2 separate regions of the Mus musculus genome follow, and region 2 is linked to region 1. The links are chromatin contacts, found by Hi-C or POLR2A ChIA-PET in ENCODE. All regions are on one chromosome and are shown on one strand. Each heading gives the region's core, a stretch centred on a gene start or an enhancer-like site at or near the end of the contact. The rest is flanking DNA. Distances are from core to core; before and after follow the strand shown. Region 1 holds the start of Pik3ip1 (phosphoinositide-3-kinase interacting protein 1). Region 2 holds the start of Smtn (smoothelin).

Evidence for each region. Hi-C counts contacts between places; a loop is a spot of excess contacts on that map. ChIA-PET counts read pairs that join two places held with the same protein, here RNA polymerase II (POLR2A).
Region 2: a map of v-Abl transformed pro-B cells shows a loop between it and region 1 (2.4-fold over the local background). The contact joins the promoter of Smtn here to the promoter of Pik3ip1 in region 1. A Hi-C loop is called at or near these places in 1 of 37 maps with a recorded cell type or tissue (v-Abl transformed pro-B cells). POLR2A ChIA-PET finds 5 or more read pairs at or near these places in 1 of 5 experiments (embryonic stem cell).

The regions. Positions count from the first base shown.
Region 1 is chr11:3,327,952-3,334,335 of GRCm38, reverse strand. Pik3ip1 (phosphoinositide-3-kinase interacting protein 1) reads right to left here and starts at 3,605. Exons shown (of 6, transcript NM_178149.4): 1 at 3,332-3,605; 2 at 2,305-2,421; 3 at 2,108-2,227; 4 at 924-1,127; 5 at 753-831. The coding sequence starts at 3,401. It overlaps Gm12592 (predicted gene 12592), which reads left to right and starts at 3,146. Exons shown (of 2, transcript NR_165248.1): 1 at 3,146-3,422.
Region 2 is chr11:3,536,883-3,544,232 of GRCm38, reverse strand. Smtn (smoothelin) reads left to right here and starts at 4,941. Exons shown (of 20, transcript NM_001284427.1): 1 at 4,941-5,121; 2 at 6,797-6,910. The coding sequence starts at 6,860. Gm11946 (a long non-coding RNA gene) reads right to left here. Exons shown (of 6, transcript XR_001780145.2): 3 at 4,518-7,350; 4 at 3,592-3,793; 5 at 3,047-3,462.

The DNA.
Region 1 (6,384 bases), core at 2,356-4,855:
TGTAACAATGGTTTTGATTCATGTCACTGATTATGACAGACTTGTCCCATGGGGCTGCAAGTTTGTCCTTGCTTCCCAAGCAGTCTCTTATACTTTCATATCTTGTAAGGAGTGGCAAATGGGTTTTCTTCTGTAATGATTTATTTTCTTCTCCCTACGCTAGAAGACACCCCACTGATGACATTTAAGCCCCAATATGAGACTTCAAGACCAGGGGCTAAGACCAGGGGCTAGGGACCTTTTTCAATAGTGGAATGTTTTGACACACAGTCTCACTCTGCCTTACAGATTGAGGTAACTCACCTCCTGCCTGCTGAGATTAAAGATGTTTTGCTTTTTTACTTTTTTTTTTTTTTTTTTTTTTTTTTTTTGTCTTTTTGAAACAGAGCCTCAGTTTCCAAACTTGTAAACCTCCTGCCTCAGTCTCCTGAGTTCTGGGATTAGAGTATGTATGAAGCAGGACACCTATCTTAGTAGCAAAATTTTAAAACTCAACAAAATGAATCTCTTTTCCTTCGGAGCATGATGACAAGGGCTCAGAAATCCCATTTTCCAAGAGGTTGAGACAGGAGGATTCCTTGCCCTGAGGGCCCAAGATCACCAGGCAGTGACTAAAACCAAATCTCTACTATTGAGCTGATTTTGATTCAATGCCTTACTTCCTTTTGAAAGACGCCAAGAAGCTGATGTGATATTGTTTTCATGTCTTCCTTAGCCCTATCCCGAGAGATCCAGGAGGAGAAAGGACCCACCTCTTGTAAGTGTAGCCCACGATAATGCCAGCTCCAATAGCGAGGATGATCACCATCATAGTAATGCCCAGCACGTAGCCTGCAAAGGACAGGACACCAGGTCCCATTAGCCACACCCTGGACAATCAGCCAATGATATCATCTGAGGAACCCCATCCCACGTAGCCATACCCAGAGTTCCTAGGTCTTTTTTTTCCTTGGAGTTCATCCTCACAAGCTGACTGATCCCGATCACTGGCTGCACCTCGGCTGCCTCACTCCTGGCTGGTAGGGCGTTAGCAGGAGGGAACACCTGTGCCTCTTTGTCACCTGGTGCACCAGACTTCTCTTCCAGCTCCATGGCAGAGGATGGCGGTGGTGCTTGGGAAGTGGTCTCTGGAGGTGAGGTGAGAAATAGCTCTCATCAAAGACTGTCCTAAGTGCATTCTACAGCCAAACCTGACAAGACTGTTGGGGATGTTTCGGGAAGGGTCTTCCCTAAAATGCTCCCCTAAACTGATATCAAATCCTGCCCCAGGCCAGGAGTGGTGGTGAACACCTGAATTAAGGAACATCTCTGTGAATCCCTGCCAGCCAAACAAGCCGGCCGCAAAATGAGATCCTATCACAAAAACAGAAAGGGGGAAAACAACTCCCCTGCCCCAGGGGCAAAATCAGGCCTGAAAGGGCTGCACGGATGCTGGGATATTACAAGGCAAATGTGAGGAAATGGTCTCAAGAAACAATAGCCTCTCTCTGGCCTCCCACTTGTCTGCTTCAGTCTTTGTGATCTTCCAACACCTTGCTGGGATTGCCACGCGGTTTCTCCAGAGACTGCACAGGTCTTCACAGCAGAAGACAATCCACACTGCGTACAAGATTCCTGCCAATCCCAGTGTTAAGTGCTTAACCTTGACCACCTCATCTAATCCTAGAGAACTATTTTAGTTTTCTGAAGTCTAAAAGCTTTGAATTCAAATCAGAACACACCCATTGCCTTTGGCAGGTGGTCAAACTTCTGGGTGACTCAGAGCCCTCACACAGCTTCTCCCCGGGGACTGTGAGCATGGGGCCTGGCTCACAGCATCCGCTACACAGTAAAGGCTGGCGGGGCGCTTGGCGGAACAGGCAGGCAAGCTGCCTCCCACCGTTGTTTACAAGCGCTCGCAGAGGATGAGCTCACTCCGAATGCTGCGGCGGCCAATGGGCTTTGAGCTCCGCTGCCTGGAGATAGCTCTGGCCAATCGGACGGCGCGGGGGTGGGGACGGGGCGGGACGGGCGTCGAGCGGCCGCACGTGCGCGGCGGGTGTAACCGCTGCAGCGCTGCTCGGCGCACAGGGCTGGAGTCCCTTACCCGTGGTCCCAGGGCGAGTACCTGGGCAACTCACGTCCTCGCAGGGCCGCTTTTCAGGGACGCCGGTCTCGCTGCTGATGTAGCACCAGGGCCCGCGCGGGTCCTGGTCCGGGTTCCGGCAGTAGTTGTGGTTGCCCGGGCCTGAGGTGGGGAGAAGAGGAGTCAAGGGCCGCGGCCGCCGCCCACCAACCCCGCCCGCCTCCCCGGCGGACACTCACTGGGCTCGGTGAGCGACTCGCGGCTGCCTTGCGCGGCCAACCAGTTGAGGCAGCGGAGACCCGGCGCGGGCGAGGGCTGGTCCTCCCGGTACAGGTGGCCGTTGTCCCAGAAGCAGCCTATGAGGAAGAGGAACCCGCCCGAGACTCTTAGTGCGTTTCTCTGGCCCCGCGGGAGAAAGCCCTGTGTACCTCAGAGTGTCACGCCCCTGGCGGCGTTTGGTCCACACACAACACTCGATTTAGCTTTCTTCTTCCTTCCCTTCCCTTCCCTTCCCTTCCCTTCCTTCCTTCCTTCCTTCCTTCCTTCCTTCCTTCCTTCCTTCCTTCCTTCCTTCCTTCCTTTTAAAAAAGCTTAAGATCGCTGCACAACTGCAAAGGGTTGTTATTCTTGGACTTGGGACCACTTTGAAGGTACAAGAAGGTCTTTCTCCCTAAGGTCTTTCTGTGGAGATGGTGAGTTTGGTTCTGGGCAGTCAGACATGGAAGTCATCCCAGTGTTGAGAAGTCAATGTTATATAAACTGGTGTTCCCTTCTCTACGAATACAGCCACTTTCTGCTAGTTTAACAGACACCGCCAGCTCCCAAGAGAATTCCACAAAAGCCTTTGATTCAGGGAAGCAAAAGATCCAATAGAGACCCCAGCTGAGGGTCTCTGCCTCATCTCTTAAGCTCCCACTCCCCTCAGCAGAGAGCCACGGGAGGAGGCTGGAGAGGGGAGGTTCGTGCGCCTGCCACACAAAGCAAACGGACTTTAAAAGGGTAAGACTCTGGGGAGTAGAAGAGACGAATTCCACTCCATCCACTCGTGTGAAAGGAAAGGGAAAGAGAAAGTGACTACTTGTCTTTGTTCTTAATGGCAAAGATGGAGCTGCAAGCCTCTGGCAAGGAAGGAGAGAGGAGAGAAGAATGCTTTCGTAGGATAACGAGAAAAGCAGCCAAAACCTTCCTTCCCTGTCGGCCTGACCACGTTTGGGGAATCTGTTTCATTTAAGTTGCTGCAGAAAGGGGGAGAAAACGTAATCTCACCTCCAGATCCATAGGCTTCTGCCAGAAGCATGTTGCTGAGAAGAAATGTGTGTACCCAAGCCAACAGCATCCTCGTCTCTTCGGCTCGCAGGTGACTCAACAGCCAGTGTCCAAATGGGGGGGGGGGGTCCTCCTTGGCAGCAGTTTTGTCTCCTTGCAGTCAGACTGGCCGGCCCCTGTTATGCTCTTCTGGTAAACAGCCTCTCTTTAGAACTGGGAGCTTCCCAGCTAGCTTGCTGCAGCCGAGGTGTTTTTCAGCTGAAAGGCGCCCCCTGGGTCCTAAGCCTCCTAGACCTTACCAGATCACTAACCCTGAGCCAAGAGAGGAACTCAGCCAAGCCGAGAGTGGCAGAGAGGTTTTGCTTAGCAGCAGCTCCGCGTGAGACCTGCACAACTGCATGCCCAGGGCTTTTCTTCCTTTTCCACCAGTGTGAGTACAGAGTCACTGTGTCAGAAGGCATCGTGGAGTGGGGTGGATTAGGAGCCCCAAAAGCACTACACAGTTGTAAGAGCGGATGCTGATTGCAGAAGCAGGAAGAATTTAAGACCACATAGACAGCACAACTAAGAATTATCTGTCTGGAAGCAATATATTTAAATTGTACTTTGCTAGGGCCAGTTCAGTCACATTCCTTTACTAACATTTGAGGTTTGGGTTATCCATATATAGTAGGAACACAGAAAGGGTATCATTAGCTGAAAATACATGTTACACAAACATTGAATTCCTTTAGCTATATTGTAAAGTCCACCCTTTTTACCAGCCCAGAAGTAAAATGTCTTCCTTCCAACTCCCCTCAAGCAGTATATAGGAAATCTAGTTGCAATAATTTGTGTCTACAGTTAAACCACATCCACATAACTTAGGGCTTTTGGAGTTTCTATTTGGCTGGCAGTTGAAGTTCCCAAGCAGCCTCAGTAAACTGAGAGAACAGGGTGGTTTGCCAAGACTACCTTGTGACTGGGGCAAATCCAAGAATAGAAACTCTGTTTTGATCTTGCCACAATGTAGGGAGGAAAAAAATAACACTATGAAGTAAGTTTTATAGACTTTATCATAGTGGAAAGCTAATGTGATTCTAACTATGAGAAGTGATTGAACCCTGATGTGTCTTTTAAGAAGAAAAGGGTTATTTTTATTTGTGGGTTTATCTGTGTCTGTACTCAGGCCATAGGAAAACTTCAGGGCCTCAAGAACTGGGGTTATAGGCAGTTGTCGACCATGGGAGGTAGCTGAAGTAGGCAGTGGAACTCGGGTCAGCTCTTCTTGAAGAGCAGCAAGTACTCCTAGTCTCTGAACCATGTCCCCAAACCACCTGACATGCCTTTTAAAACCATTGTCCGGACTGGGGAGGTGGCTCATTAGTTACGAGCACTTGTTGCTCTTGCGGAGCACTTAGTTCAGTTCCCAGCACTTAGCATAAGGCCATCTGTGTCCAGATCCAGAATATGGACTCCCTCCTCTGATACTCAGTCATGCACATACACATATGCTGGCAAAACACACATATAAACACCGCCCCCCAAAGAGTGCGTGTGTGTGCGTGTGGGGGTGGGGTTGGGGAGGGGTGGGGGGGTGTGCATGTGGTGTGTATATATGTGTGTGGTATGTGTGTGTGTAGGGTCAGATCACATGGTGTGTGCCCATGTGTGTAAATAAGGAAGTCAGAACAGGATGCCCAGTGTCTTACTACCTTGAAACAGGTTCTCTTACTGGACCAAAAGTGTGACCTTTAAGCTGGGCTGCTGGCTCCTGGCTACATTCTCCAGTTGTGGGGACCCTGTCTATGCTCTCCAGTGCTGGGTTTTAGGTACACATAACCATGTCTGGCTTTTAATGTGTGCGCTAAAGATTTGAGCTCAGATCTCATAGGTGCAGAGCCTTGTCCTTTTAAAACACCTCAGTTGACATGTCAGAACCCTTTTGTTGATCCCTAATGCAACATTCTGAGTAGGGGAGTACAAGTCTGGAATCCCAGCTCTGGAGTCGGAGACAGGAGGGTCAGAAGTTCAAGGTCATCCTTGGGCATGTACAGAGGACGTTTGAAGCCAGCACTGGCTACACGAGGCACTGTGCCAAAAAAATATTTTTTTAAAGTTTGGTAAATGTTTTTGTTAATTTTACAAATATTTAATTTTGAAAACCTCCATATTAGCTGGTATTTTTAGATACTGGGACTTCATTGTGTGAACAAAAATATTTGAATTTGTACTCTTATGAAGCTTAAATTCTGGATGGGAGAGGCATGATATTTAAAACATCAGCATTATCACAGAAAAGAAAGTGATACAAGGCAAGAGAGAGACAAATGGAGTGTGTTTAGCTGGATAGAGAACGTATACAAGCTGGGTGCATGCCCATCATAGGAAGGTGAGGCAGGAGGGCTGTTTTCCACACTAGATGGTGGCATGAGTCTGGGGGAGAGAGTCACATGCAATAGCCAGCTTTACTCAGAACATCAGAAGAATCACATGAGTAAGGTGTTCAATCACAAGGACAAGCCACAAGCCACAAAAACACGTTTTTCTATAGAGGCACATGAACAACAGCAGCTGAAATAAATTCACTTCTATTTGCTATTCTGGGAGGAACCCCAGAGATCTGACGCCCTCTTCTGGCTCCACAGGTACCAGCACTCACATACACAGAAATAAAAATACAATAATTAAGAATGAATCTTACCAATAAACAACGTGGGACTAAGTACGTAGCTCAGTGACAGAACAGTTACCTAGCACGCACAGGGCTGTGAGTTCCATCAACAGGACTGAAAAATCCAAAACTATACATCAAGCATATGTGACATGGAAGCCCATACTTTTAAAGAGATTGCCTTATAATTTGTAATTTTGACTAAAATATTTCTTTAACAAATAATTCATAAAACTATTGCCTGCACTTTTTTGTTTGGTTTGTTTTGGCAGTAATATTTTATTATTTTTTAAAGATTTATTTATTATATGTAAGTACACTGTAGCTGTCTTCAGACACCCCAGAAGAGGGCATCAGATCTCATTATGGATGGTTGTGAGCCACCATGTGGTTGCCGGGA
Region 2 (7,350 bases), core at 3,692-6,191, 210 kb before region 1:
AAGGTCTTAATGGAACCTAGACCTTTCTGCAGGCCCAAGCCACCCTCTCTTTGCACTGTAGATAAGCTCTTTATGCGAATATTTTTCATAATTAACTTGGCAGATGAAAGAAGGGTCACTATTTGGGGGCCAATGTGAGAACTGGAAAAAGACACACACAAGGTAAGCACACCATTGAAAGTAACTGCTGGAGCTGTGTGCACTTCATAGTGTGAGCCCAGGTGTGGTCCCCAGTGTGGGGAGGAGGAAGGGGAAGAGGGGGAGGAGGAGGGGGAGGAAAAGAAGAGGAGGAGGAGACATAGAATATAAAAGAGGAGGAAGAAGAGAAAGAGAAATAAATGGCCTGCTATCCCCAAGGTGGGCTAATAGCTAACAGCATTATCAGCACCTCCTTCTATGGAGTAGAGAGCAGACACGGGCTACTTGTCAAAGCCACGCAGCAAGAGGCAAGGGCCTCATTACTTGTTGTATTTCAGAAGCTAAGGCATTGACTTCTGAAGCATCCTGGGTCCCTACTCTCTGTCTGCATTATAGCTATGTAACCTTGGGCAAGTCCCTCTTCTCTCTGATCCTGGCTGCAGGCAATACCCTTGCTACTACTTAGAACAGTGCCCAGAGGGACACAGCACACAATCAGAGGACTAAGCAACTGCTGGCTGCCAAATTTAGTTGGAGGGGGTGCAAAATGCTTAACTGTGGCTCTCATTTACTCTGTCCATCAAAAGGGTTTGTAATAGCTTGATCTCATCACGAGGAATAAGTGAGTTACTGTTGATTTTTTCATAAGCACGCTATATTTTTAAGGCTATTTGAGGCCATCGAGAGATGATGGGGGGCCCAGCCCCCCACTGGCTATAGATCCAAACACTGCCTCGTCTGCCATTTGGCTATTATTAGGCCCAAAGTCCTCATCTCAAATCCAGATGGGGAGTAAGAGGAGCAGTCAGGGCCTAGGCTGGGAACGCGGCTGGGAGGCTGCATGTGGGTTTGGGCCCCACCCTGCCTGCAGCTGGTCCAGCAGCCACGTCTACACTTGGCTCTGAGGTTGGTGCTAAACCCTCCCTCCCACCACTGCCGCCTCCTCTGGGAAGGTTCTGCAGTCTTAGCACTTTCCTGCCAGCCCCAAAAAGGCCTGGCCTGCACAGAGGCTTTGAGTCTATGCTGCTTGCCTTGGGGGCCTTGGAGGAAGCAATTTGCTCTCCTATCTACAGCTCTTTATGTATCCAGGAAGGAATCCTGGGTCTGCTGAAGGAAAAAGGCCCACACATCTGGGCTAAAATGCAAACTCTGCCATCAACTCACTATGTCAACTTGGATAAGAATTACCCTGTCTCTGAACTTCAGTTGTTTTTACTTATGTAAATTGGGTATATCCCAGTACCTACTTGACAGCTGAGTATAAACAGCAGGTGCTCAATATGTGCCATACACACAGTAGGTGATCAATATGTACCAGGTTTGGTGTTATTTTTCATGCTTAGGTGTATCGAACCCTGAGAAAGAAAGACGGGATTTAAGATTTGTGTGATTTGAGGCCTGCCCCTTGTCCTCTCTGGGACTCAAGGTATCTGTACCATGAAACAGACATCTAGGGCTCCTGCATTCACTAGTAGTCAGAGAACTGGTTTTAAAAATCTGACAAAGTATCAGATGGGCCAAGCTCCCACAGGGCAGCTGTTCAGTGATCAGGATCAAGGGTCTGTGTCTGAGTTGTGGGTGAGGAGTCAGATGCCGTAGCCTCACTGAGACTGCCTCATCTCTGCAGAGGTGACATCTCACTGGACTCAAGGGTCCTTATGCTGGAACTGCTACATGTGTACTGGGAACCAGGGTCCAAATCATACTACGGATACATCTTTCTCCCAGCACTCGGGACCCCTTAAAAGTCCCCAGGGGTCCAGGTTAGCCCACACGAGCCCTCCCCTTTGTCCCTGGGACTGTACTTCTGGTGCCCCCTCTTCCCAGTAGCTGTTCTGTAGTCTTTTCTCTCTCCTCCAAGGATGGCAGTCGGTCAAGCATAGTTGCCCAGAGACACAACAGCTGGATGACATGTGACAGACTTGCCAAACTGGTTTGAGAAGCAGGTCATCAATGTTGCTCCTCAAGCTGCTGGCTGTGACCATGGGGGCCTCAGCTCTACCAACAGGGGGGAAGGGCCCACCCAGTCCCATCTCAGAACCATGGCCTCATTTGCTAGACTGCTCCTGTCTGGTCTCACAGCTAGCATCTGCCGCCTGCTGCTCCTGCTGCTCCTTTCCTCTACACTCTGCTCTCAGTGGGTTTTAGAATATAGGTACCATCTCTCCTCCTGCCTTGCCTGCACCATCAGCCATCAAGCCACTTCTCACTCCCTGATTCTTTCTGTTGCCCATCGGCCTCCTCGATCACTTCACACTCCAAGGGTCAGGCCTCAGTCGGCCTTGTAACCACTTACAGGCATCTCCTAAGGCTAAGCTCTTTCTGAAAGGTTTTCTGTTGTACAGCTTGGGAGGGATGCTTAGAAATGCCCAGATCACCACCGAACGCATTGATCTCCACTGTGCAGAGAAGGAAACTGAGTCTCCGAGAAGTCCGAGGCCATGCATAGGGCAGAAACAGCATCAAGAAAGCATCACGTTTCTTGCCACTCGCTTGGCCCCGGGTGCAGGCTCCGCCCCAGATGCAGGCTTGGCTCCAGGTGCAGGCTCGGGCCCTGTCTGGGGCAGAAGAAGCCGGAATGGCTCAGGGAACCAGGCTGCCAGCTTGGTAAAACCATCATTTTTGGACTTGAGCTTTGGAGCAAAATATTGCCCTTGGCCCACGAGATGTGTCTGCCCCTCCCCCCAACTCTGCCAGGAACGGGGTTGGATGTGGAAGAATCCAGAGCTTTCCTCTTATAGCCCTTTGGAGGCCTGGAAGCCAGTCGGTCGGTCAGTTCTGCAGCTTTTACAGATGAGCAGACAGAAACTCAAGCCTCCCAGGTCCTCCCAAATTCATTCATCCTTCTCATCTGGCTGTTCCCAGATAATACCACCCCTGTTTCTTATTCTACCCACATTCTGCTCACCTCCTTTTCTTACCCACAAGCCTCTCAGATTTTACTCTTCTGAAAAATGTCTTTCCATCTGATGACTTTCTTTGTACTCATCTTCAATGATGTTTAGCATCCACCTCCGAGGAGCCCTCCAGGATTTCTTCCATCTTAGAAATAACAAGGGGAGGAAAGGTGCTCTGGTTCTAGGCAAAATTCTGCGATAATAGTGCCATTACCACCTTGGGTTTCAACTTCCTTCTTGTAGAATCCGACTGTCTTGCACAGTTGTTATCTTGGCAATCTGACTTTCAGTGCCTGCTGTACATTCACGGGACGTTTTCTCTTCCCTGCCTACATTATAAAGTTCTCACCACTTGCACGGGGTCGCCCTTTGATGCCTAGATCACCATCACCACCACTACCAGATACCTTTTTACATGGCACCATCCCTGGCAAGAAGGAAAAAAAAAAAAAAAAAAAAGGCAAGGTAGGTCAGTCTGGAGACGGGCCAGGGCCTGACAAGCGGTAGGGTGAGGGCGCACAGCGCTAAATAGACAATCCCGGAAACAGGCACCCACCTCGGCCATTCATTGATCTCAGCCAGCGCGAGCAGGCGGTTCACTGGAGCAATCGGCTTCCCACTCAGGTAGGGAAGACTAGGAAACCTCCACAGCCGGCGTCTTCGTCGGTTTGGCGCATTTCTTCTGCCTCCCCCGCAAGGGGCTTCCTTCTCTAGGTCTTATTTTCCAATATATAAGGTGAGAGGACCACCTCTTGGGGCTGTGGGAGGAAACAAAAAGACTTTAAATGGACACAGGTCCTCTCTTTGGGTGTGTAAAGGTTGGTCTTGGAGAAATCTGAGTTGGAGCTCTCTGAGAGACTACAGGAGCCAGCTCAGCCCTACCTCAGTTCCACATTATAGTGTTAGCAGAGATTAGAATCCCTGCTAGGTGGGATGAACCTCGACTCCATTACCCATAGGCTTTTGTCTCATCTGTATAAGGGAACAGTCAAATCTCATTAAGTTGTTATGGATATTATAATCTGATACACAACACACAACACACACACACACACACACAAGAAATACGTTGGTGCTTTTATGGTTTTTATTTGATTTACAGTTTTTATTTATCAAGCTGGACTCCAGACTTTATCTGCCCAGGCTCCACCCTACTTTTTTCTTAGGCAAGACCAGTAGGGCGGCTCCACAGCCTCCAGGATGACAGGGAAGCTTTCCCTCCAGGGTCTGAGCTCTTGGGTCTCCTGGTTGACTCTTTGTATTGTCTCCTTGGGATCTTCAGTTTCCCCCATTTGTTGAGTTGCGAGGTTCATACTCCCTATTTAGAACTTCGGGGGTCTCAGAGGCAGACTTTAAAGAATTTGGGAGAGCATGCTACATATATGAGCAAGGAAGGTACGATATGATTGATCCTGCTCCATCTCAGATGTCCTGGGCGACTCAATAATTGTCAAAATGCTGCTGGTCACCCAGTCTCCTTACCCTGAGGTGGCACAGACCAGGTGTCCCGAAAGCGCCCTTTGAGCGTTGAGTTGACTGGGCAGTCTGTGTACTAAGGCGCCTAGTGGGTGGAGTCCGGAGAAAGGATGTGGTCTCAAGAACAAAAAGGAGGGCAGGGAGGGGCTGTCAGGACCGCTCAGGGCTTACAGGATCCCAAGATACTTATTTGCCCGGTTTGTGGCACATTCCGGACTTTGGCTTAGAGCCTGTATCCTGGTGAAGCCCACCCGAGGATGTCTAGGACCTCGCAACAGCAGTCCCCAAAACTACAATACCCAACATGCCTGTACAGTGAGGGGCTGGAGTCTTTTGGGGGCGGGTCCTAAAAAATTGAATTTTCCCAATGGGACCAGAGCAGGGGCGTGTCTCAACAGAGAATTGGCTGGGACAGCTTGGCAGGGCGGAGCCAGCCATCTGGCTGGCGCCGCGGGACAGGCGTCTGCAGCAGAGTCCAGGGTACGTTGCTGAACCGGCCTGGGCTCCTGGGCTGCGGCTCCTCCCGTCGGTCTGCCGGTCTCTACTGCATCTACCGGGTCCCGACCAAACTAACACGAAACTGCGCCGGAACGGCGGGCCGGACTGAGAGGTGGGTATGAGGATCTCGGGTCTACTCTAGGAGTCCGGATGAGTCCGGGGAAGGGGGTGTGAAACCTGGATGTCTGGACAGGGATTCTGAAACTCCCAGGTCCGGGAACCCTAGCCAAATCACGAGAACTCCAAAGACACATGGTTGAAGTTCTGAGACCCTGGGGAAAGAGTCTTGAAGAGACTCTATGGACTTGGAAGAGGCTTCTCGATCCCCAGAGACACTAATCTATAGGGAGCTGATACCTCGAGGAATCTTTCCCAGATCCTGACCCATCTCTCGCAGGGCCTTAACAATCCCCAGGACTGAAAACTCTGTAGCATGAAGCCATGAGAATGGTGGCAAGCAGTGGCAGGAATTTCTGAGCAGACAGTCCCGAGTATCACCTAGGTTTGGAACTAACAACACCCTTACCCAACATGAAGAAGCATAGCATGTCCACAATACTTAAGATTGGGCACTGGGGAGGGGTAGTTACCCCAGACAGAGTATCTAGACTAGGAGGTAAAGACTCTAGCAGTGCCTTCCAACTCCAACTAGTGCGCACTGGGACTCCCCCAGACCCATTCACCGGATGGGGTGACTCACACCAAGTGACTGTTGTAGAGAGGGAGTGGATGATTTCGGGATGAATCAATGGAGGTGGGGGGTCCAGAGGCCATTTCAGTCACCACATTAGCAAAACATCCAGGTGTGCTAGACCATGGAACCACAAATTCCAGAGACACTGGGGACTCCAGGAAGGAGTGATTTGGGCTAGAGACTGGCACCAGATTTAGGAATCCATTTTGACGGTCAGTGGTTGAACAAGAAACAAACAGCCTGGAGTCTTGGGCAGCATCTTGGAAGGGGACTTCAGAAGGCAGAAGTCACCAAGATTTGTGTTAGGTTCTTTCTGCCCTTTGAGTCTGAGTTTTTCTGACCCCCTGTGATGAATCTTTGACCATCTCCCATCCTCTCAGTTTGCCTGAAGTCCAGAGGTTGGGTGGGTCAGCTTCCCAAGGCCCTTCCAGTTGGAAAGTGAACTGTGAGTGAATTCTGAGTGTGTGAATGGACAGGGAGAGAGGGACACCTGGCTCCCCAAGGTCAGGTCTGCTGACATCAGGGAGGAAAGGAGTCAAAACTGAAGGCTGGCTCCAAGAACTGCCAGACACAGGTAGCTCCCATACCTGTGGGAATGACAGTCTTAGTAAGAATTGGATATGGGCTCAGCCCACAGCCAGACGCCCAGCTTGTGGAGGTGGGTGGAGGGGCAGGCTCGGTGGCCCCTAGAGGTGAGTGGGTATGGCAGGTAACTAGAGACTGGCGTGTACCCCCTGGTGGTAAGCATGGCTTGGTGGGCCTTGCTGAGTCCTCTTCTCCATCTAGGTACAGGCCCTTCTTGTGTGGGGCTTAGTCAGGATGTCAACTTAGACCACAGGGCAGACTGGCAGCCAAGCTGGTAAGGCTGAAACAGAAACACCTATTCTTGGTTTGGTGAGGTTTTTTTTTTTTTTTTTTCTTCAGCAAAATACCCTGGGGCAGAGGACAGTTCCCAGCCAGGAGCCACATGTCAGGGTAGGACAGGAAAGACATGAACGCTTATGGGCTAAAGAGGGCAACAGAGGCATAAACCCCAGGGGACCGAGATTTCTACAAAATCTTCAGCAACCTAACTCATGTCTGCCTTTTGCAGAATTCTGAGTGCCACCAGGACCTGGCGGGAGCTGACATACTGAAGGAATTAGGGGCCAGCAAGATGGCAGACGAGGCTTTAGCTGGGCTGGATGAAGGAGCCCTCCGAAAACTGGTAATAAGTAGCTCTATTACTGTACTGTGGGGTGGCCAACCCAGGGATGTAGGCCACTTCTTATGTACTTCTCAGTACATAAGGAGGGGGAGGGGTTTGGAGGAGAGGCTCAGGGAACAGCGCCAGGTTGGTTCCATTTGGCTGCTCCAGAGGCTCTTGTGGCATGTTCCTGTCCATGTCAGGTGCTGAGACCTGGTACCTACCCACCCCCAACTGTCATCTCTTGTTTAAACAGTAACTGCTGGGACTCACCCATGGGCTGCTATAGGTGTGGGAAGGCTGGATCTGCCTCTTCCTAGCAGCATGGGCACTGCCCACTCCTGTAGGCCTGCCCAGTGATAATGGGCAGCAATGAGTAACAAACCAGAGAACAACTGCTGGGTGCTGAGCACAGTATCTGACAGGTCACAGATGCAGCACCCGCATACTGCCCCTCTGTG